Regions from separate parts of the Homo sapiens genome. Here region 2 is linked to region 1. Evidence: chromatin contacts called from ENCODE Hi-C data. All regions are on one chromosome and are shown on one strand. The core of a region is the stretch at or near the end of the contact, and the rest is flanking DNA. Distances in the headings are between cores, read along the strand shown.

Evidence for each region. A loop is a pair of places that touch in the nucleus more often than their neighbours do. Pooled maps may share reads with other maps.
Region 2: a loop to region 1 is called in a map of naive thymus-derived CD4-positive, alpha-beta T cell, with 8 times the contacts of the local background. The contact joins the promoter of SLC25A46 here to the promoter of DCP2 in region 1. A Hi-C loop is called at or near these places in 1 of 168 maps with a recorded cell type or tissue (naive thymus-derived CD4-positive, alpha-beta T cell), 1 of 37 single-sample maps with no recorded cell type and 12 of 50 pooled maps.

The regions. Positions count from the first base shown.
Region 1 is chr5:112,972,084-112,979,292 of GRCh38, forward strand. It overlaps DCP2 (decapping mRNA 2), which reads left to right and starts at 4,715. Exons shown (of 11, transcript NM_152624.6): 1 at 4,715-4,903. The coding sequence starts at 4,851. It overlaps LOC105379126 (a long non-coding RNA gene), which reads right to left and starts at 2,702. Exons shown (of 2, transcript XR_948679.3): 1 at 2,615-2,702. RefSeq lists enhancers at 4,206-4,255, 4,286-4,365, 4,381-5,140, 4,676-4,725, 4,796-4,885 and 2 more.
Region 2 is chr5:110,734,575-110,741,783 of GRCh38, forward strand. SLC25A46 (solute carrier family 25 member 46) reads left to right here and starts at 4,433. Exons shown (of 8, transcript NM_138773.4): 1 at 4,433-4,828. The coding sequence starts at 4,546. It also overlaps a transcript of TMEM232 not described here. RefSeq lists enhancers at 4,016-4,065, 4,316-4,445, 4,456-4,525, 5,770-6,271, 6,272-6,771.

The sequences.
Region 1 (7,209 bases), core at 3,465-5,964:
TCTAAATGCAAGGAGGCCTGTGAATCCAGGAAGAGGAAACGGGATTGGTGAGTGACATGGTTTGGCTGTGTCCCCACCCAAATCTCATCTTGAATTGTAGCTTCCATAATTCCCATGTGTCATGGGAGGCACCTGGTGGGAGGTAATTGAATAATGGGGGTGGGTCTTTCCTGTGCTGTTCTCATGACAGTGAATAAATCTCACAAGACCTGATGGTTTTATATAGGGGAGTTCCCCTGCACATGCTCGTTTTGCCTGCTGCCATGTAAAATATGACTTTGCTCTTCCTTTGCCTTCTGCCATGATGTGAGGCCTCCCCAGCCATGTGGAACTGAGTCAATTAAACCTCTTTCCTTTATAAATTACCCAGTCTCGGGTATGTCTTTATTAGGAGTGTGAGAACGGACTAATACAGTCAGCATCTAGTAAGACTGCCATAGAGATCAAGGGAGATTTTTGTTTCTTGGTAGATGTTACTAAAACATATTATATGCTGTGGGAGATATTATACTAGAAAGAGTGTGGGACTAACAGAAGGGGCAATTATGTATTACTCTATAAACATTGAGTTGAACCATAAGAACTTTGTAGGGATGTGAAGAAGCTTTGACAGACTTAATTTAACCTCACTCTATTTAATTATTTATTTATTTTTATTTTTATTTTTTTTGAGTCAGAGTCTCGCTCTGTCGCCCAGGCTGGAATGCAGTGGTGTGATCTCTGCTCACTGCAAGCTCCGCCTCCTGGGTTCACGCCATTCTCCTGCCTCAGCCTCCCAAGTACCTGGGACCAAAGGCGTCTGCCACCACACCTGGCTAAGTTTTTGTATTTTCAGTAGAGACAGGGTTTCACCGTGTTAGCCAAGATGGTCTCGATCTCCCGACCTCATGATCCACCCGCCCTGGCCTCCCAAAGTGCTGGGATTACAGGCGACCTCACTCAATTTAAAAGGCCAATAAGCAAGTTAAATATTTTTTAGGATTCAGTGACAGCTTATTTTGTTGTGAGATTATTATATTTGAATATTATAGTATAATATGCTGTACAGGCATAAACAATAGTTTTTGTGTCATTCTCCCTAAGGCAGAATTCCTGCTATGAGTTTAGAACTGAATGCTAGTCCTGACTCAATTATATACTGTTGCTTAATCATTAATCTTTGAGTCATTTAATCTTTATAAGCCTCATTAATCTTTGTCTATTTCATGTAGTAATAAAGACTAAATGAGGCCAGGCACGGTGGCTCATGCCTGTAATCCCAGTGCTTTGGGAAGTTGAGGAAGGAGGATTGCTTGAGGCCAGGAGTTTAGGACTAACATAGGCAACCTAGTGAGACCCCTGTCTCTACAAAGTTTTTAAAAAAATAATTAGCCAGGCCTGGTGGTGCGCACTTGTATTCCTAGCTACTTGGGAGGGTGAGGTGGGAGACTGAGCCCAGGAGTGAGCTATGCCACTGCACTCCAGCCTGGGCAACAGAGTGGGATCTTGTTCCAAAAAAAAGACTAAATGAAATAGCATATTTTAAAACTATAAAGGTTTTAATCAACCTAATTATTTAAAAATCAAATCAGTATTATAATTTAAGAACCCTAGCATCTCCTGTTCTCCTGTTACCTCAACTCTAAGCTCCCCTTTGTCATTCTCAGCTGGGTCCTGTGAACAATTAGATGGAATTGAGGCCTTGGTGTCCCTATTCACTTTAACAGGGATGGCACTAGGTTCAAGAGGCTGAAGAAGAGACCCAGAGCCAGCAAATGAGGCATATGGTTTATTGAGAGGAACTTGCATACAGAGCGGTCCACTAGAGGTGAGCTGGACATGAGAACAACATCACCTGCAGAAAGCATGCAGTTTATATAGCATTTTCATTTTGCACCCTCTCCCTAACAGCTTCCACCTGACAACTTTCATTTAGCCCAAAACAAAGGGCCTAGCCCTCCTGTGCAGCCTGCATTCCACAGGGCTCAGATGTTCCTCATAGATAAGGAATGAATCTTGGTTGTAACTGCAAACTCATTCAGGTTGTCTGCCACACAGGGTCATTCCCCTGGGTCTGCTTACGTTACTGCTGTCAGGTGCCTCTACCATACAGTTGGCTTCTTTGGAAGTCATGGCTTGGGGGGCTGCTATAAGGGTTGCACTAGTCCAGCTCCTGGAAATCTGTGTGTGAGGAGGCAGTGGAGGGATGGGGCATGGGCAAGATAATATCTTGGACCACAGACATCTCAGAAACTCTTAATAAGGCAGATTGGTTTAACACCATGTGAGAGTTTGGGGACTTCCTGGCCTCTAAGAGCCCAAAAGGGGTTGTATAGCTGCCCCTAAACTGGGAGACTAGAAAGCTAGTAAGAAGAATTCCTCCAGGTGCTTCAGCAAGTGCTTGGTAACCTGCTTGTTTCTATTAATATACCATTGGCCCATGTGGGTGAGCACCACTTTGCCTTGAACTGTTGTTCCACTGCCATCATTTAGAATACTCTAAAAACTAGACTTGAGCTCTAAGTGAGACAACTAAGAAAACCACTATGGTGCCTCCCAGTCAGAGAAAAGACATTCAGTCAGAACAGGTAGAATGCACACCCAGCAAAATAGAACTGAAGGGGCTCACTCTTACCTTTACCAATCCATCCACTACACTGGCTGGAGGTCCAACTGCTAGTATCTGCATTTCTTTGCCGTAGGACTTTTTCTGGCCACCAGAGCCCATCTTGCTGCCCATGTAGCAGGCTAGAGTGCAGACCCCAGGAGCTGCCTTCAACCAATGAAGGAAGTTGGTATATAAATCCCCATCTCCCTCACCCCTTGAGTGGGATAACTCTGAGGTATATGTTTTATACTGGCCACCAGAGTTCTCCAGTGACAGTAAGCTCCAGTTAACCACAGTGCTAATTTCCTTGATAATAAACCTTTTGGCTTTCCTCCCCTCCTTGACTCACTTTCCTGCTCTCCTACCAATGTTTCCCAAGATCACCTCCCTCACAGGCTATCTGCACTCAAAATCTTGTCTCAGTGCCTGCTTCTTAGGAAATCTAAAATAAGACTTGGACTGTGCTGGGAGTACTGAATAAAGCAAATGGAATACTGCAGCCTGTGCTTCTGTACTGGACTCCCAGAATACATGAAGCTGTGCCTGGAAGCATTTTCTCTTTAGGGAATTTCATCAGCAGAAAGAATTACGTACAGATACTGATACCATGTGTTTCCAACCAACAGCTCAGCCAGATCATCCTACAGTGAAGCTCTCAGGAAACAAGTACCATCTACAAGGTGAGAGCTTCCAATTAGCTTTCAAGGCACTTGACTCCAGGTTAAGGCCTTACTCTTAAGTGTGAGTGAATAGTCAAGGACTACAGAGGCTTCTAATAGGATAGATGAGATCAAGATAATAGCAAAAAGCAGCTGAGAGGAATAAGACTACTCAGGGAGAAGAAAACGTCAAAATCTATTATTAATATCCTCAGAAGGATAAAATAAAATATACAAAGCAAGAATGTGACACCACAAGAAAGGGGCATTTGAAGAACAAAACAGAACTCTAAATAAGTAAAAACTCTGTAGTTGTCAGGAAGATAAATTTGAGGAATTCTCCAAGAAAGAGGGGAAAAAAAAGATGGAAAACGGGAGCAAAATAGATGGTGACGGGCCTCTTATGCCAAAGGAACTTGGGCTTGATCATACAGCAGAAACTGAAAAGATAACTTGTTCCTATCTGAGTAAAACAAAACAAAATGTAGGCAGTTGCACAGGCCAAGAATGGAGGCAGAGTCAGTGGTTAGGCAGCTCTCACTGTAGTATGGAGAAATGATGCAAAACTGAAGTACACAGTGGCATGTGACAAATTTAGACAAAAGATGGGAGATTAAATGGTAGAACAGACTAAACTTGTGACGGAGCAGGTGTGTGTGGGCCTGTGGGTCTGATGTAAGAGGAAAAAGAACAGATGGATCTAGTTTCTCCAAAGATCCCAAATGGATTGGTCTCCATTAAGCAAGACGAGGAATGAATAAGGACGAGCAGGTGGGGATTGCTTTGTGCAGAGGGTGGAATACAGATCAGAGTTCAGCTTAAATCAGTATTTTCTAAGATTTTGCTAGGTGCCAGATACTGAGATAAAGTCCTTGTCTTCATGTTTGGAACCAGGTGCCTAAGGAAGCACAGAGGAGAGCCACCTCCAAAATGGATACCCTCTCCAAGGGTTTGTAGTGAAAGAGGCACAGCTCTTGGCCTGGAGTTGGTGGGGGCTGCGATAAGTGCAAGATACTTGGTGACAGGAATCGCGAGCATACTCTTGTGTTGTACGGATTCTCAGGGTCGGCCCTGCAGAGGAAAGAGCTCAGTCACCGCGAGGTCCTGCACAACATGCCAAAGTCCCGGATATGTGTCCGGGGTCTACACCTAAGCCCCGACCCCTCTGAACTTCCCAGAAGCGCGCAGGAGGCATGGTGCGCATGCGTGTAGCCACCTCAAAGGCGGCGGGAAGTTGGTTTTCTGAGTAGCAACTGAGCAGCTTGAAGACGGATTGGAAGTAGCAGACCAATAAACAAACGTCTCATTGGCTTAGAGTGCTTAGAGTCCCAATTCTTCAGCTTCCCATTGGGCCTTTCAAGCGAGCAGGGGCGTGACTCCGGGGGCTCCGCCCCGAGCCTTGGCCCAGTCTTGGGGTCCAAGGCTGAGGGAGCGGGACGGAAGTGAGCGGGTCCCGCCCCTTCCCCTTCTCGTCTCCGTTGGAGTCGTCTCTGCCGCGGCTTCCTCGGCTGCCAGCTCTCCGGCGAGCCGGAGTCCTAGTGCCGTACCGTCAGTCCCCGGCCGCGCGGAGCCGGGATGCACTGTTCCTGCTGTGGGTCCTCATCATGGAGACCAAACGGGTGGAGATTCCCGGCAGCGTCCTGGACGATCTCTGCAGGTACCGCGCTACCCGACCCCCTTTCGCCCCCGTCGGGTTTTCTCAGTTTCGCGGACCCCCAGAGGCCTCTGGGTCTTCTTCCCCGCCCACGTCCATGTCCTCGCTTTCCGCTCCCGCCGCTGCTCGCTTTCCATCGTCGACCCTGCTCTCCGACGACACCGCCCCTCTTTCCGCCGCAGCCTCCCTGTTTCTCAAGGCCCTCCGTCCTTCCCCGCAGAACACCCGGAATTTCCTCATTTTTTAAGTTACTCAACTATTTTGCTTTCCCGCAGGCGTAGCCGCTTCGCCGGAGCCTGGGTCTTAGCGTTTTGCCGCCGCCGCCGCCTCCCTCTCCCATTGTTTTTTCTGCCTCTGTGACTTTTCCACGCCGTGCACCCCCTCCTCCCTGTGTCTCATTCCCCGATTCTGAAGGAAGACCCCCAGGGTAGTAATTTAAGGCTTAGGATCCCAGGTACGCGGACCTGCGCAAGGAGCAAATTTTCGGACTTATTCTGACGCCTGCGTGTTATTTGTCCGTGGCGTTCTCTGTAAATTCCTGTAAGGAATTACTTTTTTTTTCTCATCCCTGGACTTGTCTTTGGGGGAGAGAGGGAAAAAGTGTAGCGCTGCTTTTCTTTTTATCCTTAATAATCCTATTTTAAAGGAAATTCTCAACCGCGGGGTTTTAACTCAGGGTGTATACTTCAGATGAGAAATTTTCTGCATTCTTCCCCCTTGTCAACTCTGATTTCAGATAGCCAAACACGTGTAGGATACTTAAAAATGCTTATTTTCCGAAGGTAAAATTTGGAGTGCAGTGATACCCGGAGTTGTCGCCAAGTGTGTGTGGATTGTGATTACAAGTGATAACACCTTTTCGTTCACAGTTACTGTGTTTATGTTTTAAAAGGCAGGCTTTTAGTAGTTGTATCTCCTTCATGCAGTTTTTTTTAATGGAAAGTAAAGAACTGGTGTTTGTGGAGTTTTTTGGGGTTTTTTTTGTTTGTTTGTTTTTTTGTTTTTATTTTTTGAGACGGAGCCTCTTTCTTTTGCCCAGGCTGGTGTGCAGTGGTGCGGTCTTGGCTCACTGCAACCTCTGCCTTCCGGATTCAAACGAGTCTCTGCCTCAGCCTCCCTAGCAGCTGGGATTACAGGCACCCGCCACCACACCCGGCTAATTTTTGTATTTTTAGTAGAGACGGGATTTCACCATCTTGGCCGTGCTGGTCTCGAACTTCTGACCTCGTGATCCACCCGCCTCGGCCTCCCAAAGTGCTGGGATTACAGGCGTGAGCCATCGCGCCCGGCCTGGAGTTTCTACTGTGCACCAGGCACTACCTTTACATGTATTGTTTTATTTAATCCTCAGTCAGCCGTGTTTGGTAGGTGCAGTTAGTATATTTCCATTTTCATCTGCGCAAACAGATTCAGGAACTTTGTAATTTACATAAGGTCACATTCATCCTAATTCACAAAATCAAGATTTCACACCTATTCCTTTTTCTTTCCAGTGCCTGTGCTTTTTCTCTCATACCAAGGAGAAGTAATAAGCCTAACGTTTTAAACCTCACAAAAGTACATACAGAAAAGTAAATAGCCTAATTTTGCAACTAATACAAATGGCGCTGTACTTCTTTGGTGATGGTAGATTTATAATTTTTGAAGTATGGTAGATTCAAATGAACCACTGAAAAGGCATTTAGTTTCTTGTCCCAAATAAAAAAAAAAAAAGGAAAAAGAAACTGAATTTGATATGTGTATGTGGGTTAATGACTAGACGCACATCAACCAATAGTGGGATTATGAGATTGTGATCTTTATTTTTTGTTTCCAATATTTTTTATGCATTTTATAGTTAGAAAAAAATTGAAGATAAGTATTTAGAAAGGTGATCAGTAATTAGCTGTGTGTTAATAGGGTTAAGAGTTGATTTAGAAAAAGATGTGGTAATCTTAAACATTTTACAGACATCAGAGCTAGTCTTCCTTCTAGTATTGGGGTTAATTTGCATATTATCTAGGATTACATCATTTAAATAAGTGATGTCAGCTGTTAACGATTTTATGTATGGAACCTATTCACAAAATAATTACGTTGTATTTTGTAAACAATATGTTAAGCACCTGTCAAGTGTTAAAGATAGTTGGTTTTCCAGTGAGTGTATTTAAGCTGTTAAACAAATATTTTTGAATGGAGTAACATTTTTTTCCTTTCAAGAAATTTCTTTTTGCAGTTACTGTTTTTGGCTGTATAAATAAGGATATGATATATTTAAAAATTAGGGCTGGCTGTAATAATGAAACCAAATAAACATTTCTCAAAACTTC
Region 2 (7,209 bases), core at 3,183-5,682, 2.2 Mb before region 1:
ATAGCCTATCAAGTAGAAAAAGAATAAACTCGGCAATTAAGAAAATTTATACCCAATTCACAATTTAAAATATTCTTGGTTGCTTCCATTTACTGTGTGTGTCCCATTAAGTGTGTAGATGTTAAATATGCTTTGCCTAACTTCCCTAACAATGTAATCAGGATCAAATGCACCATAGTGGATTGTTATATCACATCATTTTACAAAAACAAAAGAAAACAAAAACACCTCTATTGTTTGAAAGATATTTTTAAAATTGCTTATTTCAAGTTATTTTACATGTAAAATATTTAAAATATTACTAAATTTCACCTTTTAAAATACTTACCAGGCAGGGCGCAGTGGCTCACTCCTGTAATCCCAGCACTTTGGGAGACCGAGGTGGGCAGATTGCTTGAGCCAGTTCAAGACCAGCCTTGGCAACACAGTGATGCCCTGTCTCTAAAAAAGATATAAATAAAATAGTGTATAGTTGCATCACAGTACCCAATACAGTGGTTTACACATAGTAGGTGCTTAATATATGTTGCTGAGTGAATTCTTGAATAAAAAATATAGGTGATTTTTATTTTATCCTGTGAGCTGAATTTATTTAGCATCAGAATTTTTGAGCAAAATGTTAACATAAATGAATGACTTGCTTGCTCTGCACAGGCACTTTTGTTTGGTAGGACCATAGCATTCTGTGCCAACTCTTGAAAACTGTTGAAACAATCTGCAACTTTTCATTTGTATTTCAACTCAACAATAATAATGACTGGACTTTCGAAAATATGTATTAAGCCCGTTGGGGGGTGGTTATACTATTTCTATCATATTATTTTCAAGGAAAATTAATCCTTTATTTACTAAGGAACAAAGTAAAAAACTATATTATTCTGTTAATATTTGGGCTAAAAATTTCCTTATTATTAGTTTTGGTGCCTAATAATATCCTCCACCCATTAATTGTTATATAGTGATTTAATATTTTAGTCATTTTAATGATATAAATGCTATTGTTTGATAATCCTCCCTTTAAAAGATAGAGTCAAATCCTCTTCCCCTTTAAGTGCAGGGTTGGACTTAGTGACTCTCTTCCAAAAAAATAGAACATGGCAGAAGTGATGAGGTGTAATTAGGTCATAAACGACATTGTGTTTCCCCCTTGCTGTCTGTCTCCCAGCTGTTAAGTCATAAGGACATTCAAGATGTTCTATGAACTTCATGTGGCAAGGAATTGAAACCTCATTAACAGCAATCAGCAAGAAATAAAGACATTCTTTCTATAGCTGTCTGAGTAAGAGATCTTAGAAGGGGATCCTCCAGCCCTAATCAAACTCAGTCATGTCTAAAATGACTGCATTCCAAGTAGAAGTCTTAACTAGAACCTCATGGGAAACCTAAGGCAGAACTATCCAGCGAAGCCACTCTGAAATTTTTAAATTACAGAAACTATGAGATATTAAATGTTGTTTTAAGCTGCCCAATTTGTTATGGGGGTAATTCATTGTGCCACAATAGAAACTAATACAAACATTCTGTTGTTTTCATAAAATGCATTGGCCACTTTATAAATTCATGTTTTAATTCCTGTGTTATGAGTTTCTCAAACTAGTTTGAAGCAATAAACTCTGGACGATTTCAGCATAATTATTTTAGAAATATTTTGGAGAAATACAGGATGATAGAGCTTTCATAGTGCTCTAGAGACTACTGATTAAATGATATGAACAGATTTAGTAATCTAGAAAGATCTTTATTGCTGTGTCTGCCCATAACCAAATTTGCTCTAATTTTTTTCTAAAATAATTTTTCTTCTTACAAAAAAAAGCTAAGTTTTTAGAGCAATTAAATAAAAAGTGAAACTATGCAAGCCCGTGCTCAGACATAATACTATCATTTTAGCACATTCTTCTATTGTGTATCTTTAGTAGAATTTTTAAAAGGTAAGTTCATACTGTACATGTTTTAAATTGAACATGAATATTTTCATGTCATTTAATACTCATCTCTAATGTAATCTATAAACATCTTCACTCTAAACCCTTCTCATCTCCATTACACTATCACTCGAGATGAAATTATTACTATTTTTTGCCTCAGCTGCTTGCCTTTAGTAGGTGGAAGCCTTTACTCTTCCCCATACAGAGCCAGGTGGATTCCTATAAAACATCAATACAGTCACATTACTCCTCTACTCTCAAAAAACCTAAATTTTGTTCACCACCGACAAGGCTTTGCAAGATCTGGCACCTAGCCTCCTTTCAGCTCTCATTTCCTATCACTTTCACCCTTTCTCACTGGCTACCTAGTTTGCTATCGGGGCGTTTCTCTTGCTCAGCTCTGCCTGGAAAACTTCTCCCACATATTCACAAATGGCTCACTCCCTCACTTCATTCAGTTCTCTGCTCAAAGGTCACTTCTTCAGAGAGGACTTCCTTATTCTAAAAAAAAAAAAAAAAAGCTTCCTTTATTGCTCACTTAGGCTTTTTTAATACAATCATGTCATTATTTGACATTGCACTATATTTGACAGGATATATTTATCTGTTCTTTGTCTCCCTAAACTAGAATGTCAGTTCTAACAATGCAAGCACCTTGTCTGGCTTATTTATCATTCTATCCTTATTGCTTAAAATAGTATCTGACACGAGATAGGTGCTTAATAAATATATTTTTGTTAAACAACTGTATGGATATACACTTTAAATAATAAATTATTAATCAATAATAATTATTTGATATTTGCATTCCTGCTTATTTTTTTCCTATTATGAGCAAGCATGCCATAAACATATGTATGTTATCCATGCCAGAAACATGTAAAAAACCCCTATATTTGTTTTCTAAGATTTTGGAGTCAAAAAATATGGTTATTTTTACAGTTTTTGATACATAGTGCCAAACTGCTCTCCATCAGAAAGTTATGTTTTATATCACTTCAGAAATTAATGAAAGCTACTTTCTTCTCACCTGGAAAGACAATGTGCATTTTCCCTTTTAAACACCTTAATACGTGAAAGATAATTAAGATTTACCTTTTTTCAATTAGTAAAGGACTTTTTATATGATATTATCTATTTACACTTCCTTTTTTTGTATGAATTGCCTCTACATGTCCTTTGCTCATATTTCTGATTTGCCTTTATTCATTGGTATGAACTCTTTGTACATTAAAGCTACTGTTCCATTGTTTAAACCATGTTAAAATGTCATTTTTCTGTTTGTGATTTGCCTTTCAATTGTGATTACTATATATTTTAAAATTTACTATATGGACATTTAAATTTTATACAGTCAAGAGACTCAACACCTTTGCCCAAGCTGCATCGCAATCAAATTTAAGAATGTCAATTCGTTATTTAAAAATGTTAATTATACATTTTAATGTACGCTATCAAAATATCTCATGTAACCCATAAATATATACACCTACTATACACCCATAAAAAATAAAAAGTGATAAAACCACAGAAAAAAATGTCAGTTCAATCAAAACAAAGTTGATTATCACTCTCAATCAAGGTTCGCATCTGGAAGATCGAGAACTGCACGTCAGAGTTCTCTTGGAAAAGCTCTAGGAATCCTGGGCTTCCAACGAGTTGAAGGAACATAGGATGAAACCATGGAAGTCTTCCTCAGATCTGGGGAGGGAGCCTGGCCCAAGAGCCCGTGGAGCTAATGAAAACAGGTAGTAGGGGACGCTCTACAGTAGTCCTCTCAGTTATTCAATTAGAGGTCCCAATTTTGAACGATATAACTGGGATTTCAATACCCTGAGTGATTTAGACACATCAGAAAAAAATACGACAGAAAACTATAGTTTCTTTACAGCCTTAGAAAAGGAAAACGCGTAATTTCTAACTCCAGGAGGACAGTATTCGAGTACGTGGGTTTCTTTCACCCCCGACGTGCACTTCAACTTTTAAAATGCTTGCTCTGGTGGTCCACAGTACTTTCGCGTTCACTGGGCGGTACCATATCTCTCAATAGATTTGATCCAAAACCCCAAGTGCGGGAGACAAAGCTAGGTGGAACGTTATTAACCCTCCACAACTCCAACCTCTACTAGCTTCCTCGGAGCAGGCGAGGCACCAGGCCCGTGAGAAAACACTGAGATCTGGGGCGTAGCTGTGACATGGGGTATTTCTGGCCGGGATCTCACCGGGTAGGCTCCACCCGCGGGTTATCGGCTCCCTCCAAGAAGCATCTTTGAACTCCTCCCATGCAGGCCCTATTCCTACACCAGTTCTCTTTCTGGAATCTCTTTGGTACTGTGTTTCATTAATCCCACAACCATATTCCCACCTATTCCCTAACGACAACAAACTTTTAAGGTCCAGGTTACCGCCGCGTCTCCCTAGCAACCGTGCCCTTTAATGGTTGCCGGAAGAGGCTATAATCACGTGCTCCGAAGACTTCCGGGTTTCCAACGTGACTTCCGGTTGTCAGAATTTACCCCTGACGCGGCGGCGGCCGACGGGAAGCTGTGTGTGCTTAGGTCGTGGTGGCCCCGGTGGTGGTGGGCTCCGGGCGGGCTCGCGTCATCCTGCCCCCGCTGCGATGCATCCGCGGCGCCCGGACGGATTTGATGGCTTGGGCTACCGGGGTGGTGCCCGGGACGAGCAGGGCTTTGGCGGCGCCTTCCCTGCAAGGTCCTTCAGCACCGGGTCGGACCTGGGCCACTGGGTGACGACTCCCCCAGATATCCCCGGCAGCCGCAACCTGCACTGGGGCGAGAAGAGCCCGCCCTACGGCGTGCCCACCACCTCCACCCCGTACGAAGGCCCCACGGAGGAACCCTTTTCCAGTGGCGGCGGCGGCAGTGTGCAGGGGCAGAGCAGTGGTGAGAAGCATGGGGACCGACACAGGGATGAGGGGTTACTGGGGCCGCGGCTTGCGGCCTGCAGACCCCGGAAGCGGCGCAGAGGATCCCGCCTCCTATTCCTTCTCATCCTATCGCGCGCCACACCCTTTGCCCTCCTTTGGTCCTCTGCCCCTGAGGCTGGCCTCCTCTTCCTCACAAACGAATTCTCCTGGATCAACTCCAAAAAAGACATCTGCCTTAGCTATGGGGTGCATAGCAGGAATTTTTAGAGGTTTTGGTGTCTCAACTGATGGTCTGAGTTAAAAAGGAGATTGGATTATTAACTGTTCCCTGATTCACTTTGGCAGCTCTATTTTCTTGATTTAATTAATTAATTAATGTGTTTACTTGTAGTTTTGTGTTCTGAAAAGAGAAGCCTTTCAGCATAAGCATACTTGGGTTCAAACTTGGTTGTGCCACTCGTAATCTGAACAACTTAACCTCTGTGAGCCCTCAGTTTTCTCATCTTTAAGATGTGTAGAAGAATCCTGTATGGGACACATAGGCTAAAAAAAAAAAGTTTCCTTCCTTTTCCTTTTTGAACACAGGAGTTTTGTCTGCTTTTCAGATCCCCAGTCTAGAAAGTTTCCTTCCTATAATTTTCCTTTCTGCTTTCCTTCTGCTGACCTAAAAACTACATATAAAAGTTAGAAACACTGATACAATTTCAAGATAGGACTTCGGAATCATGACATAATTATTCTCCATGGGATGTCAGAAAAGCTGCAACACTGCATGATGTAGATATTTTCAACATCCTTTTTTATTCATAAAATGTGAATAATGGCTACCTCTTTCTATTCTTCTGGAATTGTTAGAATAATAGATTAATGGTATTAATATTAAATTTATTGTAGAAATCAGCTTTATTCTTATTTCCTCGACTTTGACTTGGAAGTACAATAATATTTAACTAAGAAGAACAGACTAACGAATGTCTAGTGAGTAAATGAGGATGTGAAGAAAGATAGATGACTTACCTAGCTAATTGTCATACAATTAGCTTTTTGACTCTTCCCGGTTTAAAGTTATGCTTTGGTGGTTACAATGAGGAGGAGTTCCTTGACACAAGCAGGGGTTTATTTTGCAGCCTTAACAGGTGGGTGAATGTTAATTTTGCAACAAAGATAGACACCTAAGAGACTTACACAGTAAACAAGATTAAACCTTCCTAACACCTTCCAGAAAATGCTAGTAGCATTTTCTGTTGCTATTTGGGGATGATCTATACATACAAAATGGGTAAGGCCGGGCGTGGTGGCTCACGCCTGTAATCCTAGCACTTTGGGAGGCCAAGGCGGGCGGATCACGAGGTCAGGAGATCGAGACCATCCTGGCTAACACGATGAAACCCCGTCTCCACTAAAAAATAGAAAAAATTAGCCGGGCGTGGTGGCGGATGCCTGTAGTCCCAGCTACTCGGGAGGCTGAGGCAGGAGAATGGCGTGAACCCGGGAGGCGGAGCTTGCAGTGAGCCGAGATCGCGTCACTGCACTCCAGCCTGGGCGACAGAGCGAGACTCCGTCTCAAAACAAACAAAAAAAGGTAAAATCTAAGGTAAAAGTACCGTAGGTGGGTAAAAGAAGCTTTCTATTTAGCTTATACATTTTTCTAGGGTAAACTGCGTAATTTCCCAGGAACATGCTTAGGTGGCCTTGTTCTGATTGAAAGGGAATAGTGAGGGCAGTTGCTTCACTTGAAAGAGAAGAGGAGAGAAAGAATTGTAACTTGTGAATATTGTATTATAGTTAGAATTTGATGTCTGGTCCCCTGGGGTTGTAATAGTTCACCACTATGACTTTGAGTTTAGTCAAGAAGAAAGGCTTTTCTCTTTTGACATATGCATAGGAATGTTCCCAGCTGTGAACTTTTCCAGTAACATAACAGACATACCATCTGTAGTAGCATTTAGGTATCCAGTAACCTACTCCAATTAATTAAACAGCTAGCCTCAAACTATTTAAAACTTGAAGAGATGGGGGAGAGCTGTATTTACCCATTTTGGTTATCCCTAAGTACCCTTTCAAGTTAATAATTTAGAGGTGCTTTACTTGTAGTTATTGGTTTAATAAAGTGCTCTCCGTCAGTAACAGTGAATAACTAGTTTTACAGCATAAGAGGTAAAGTCGCAGGTGGAATATCAGCTGCGGCCAACCATGGAAAATTTTTTATTTGATTGGAATCAGAAGCTGAAAACTGGTAGCCCTTAGGTTCTGTCCGGATATTTGTTTCATTAGGCCAAGACAATGTGTTAACAGTTTTTGAAATAGTTGTCCAGGACTTTAAAATTGGAAGCTTTTATATAAAATGAGAATATCTTTTTTTGAAAAAATTACAACTTCAAAACCCTGGGCCCACAC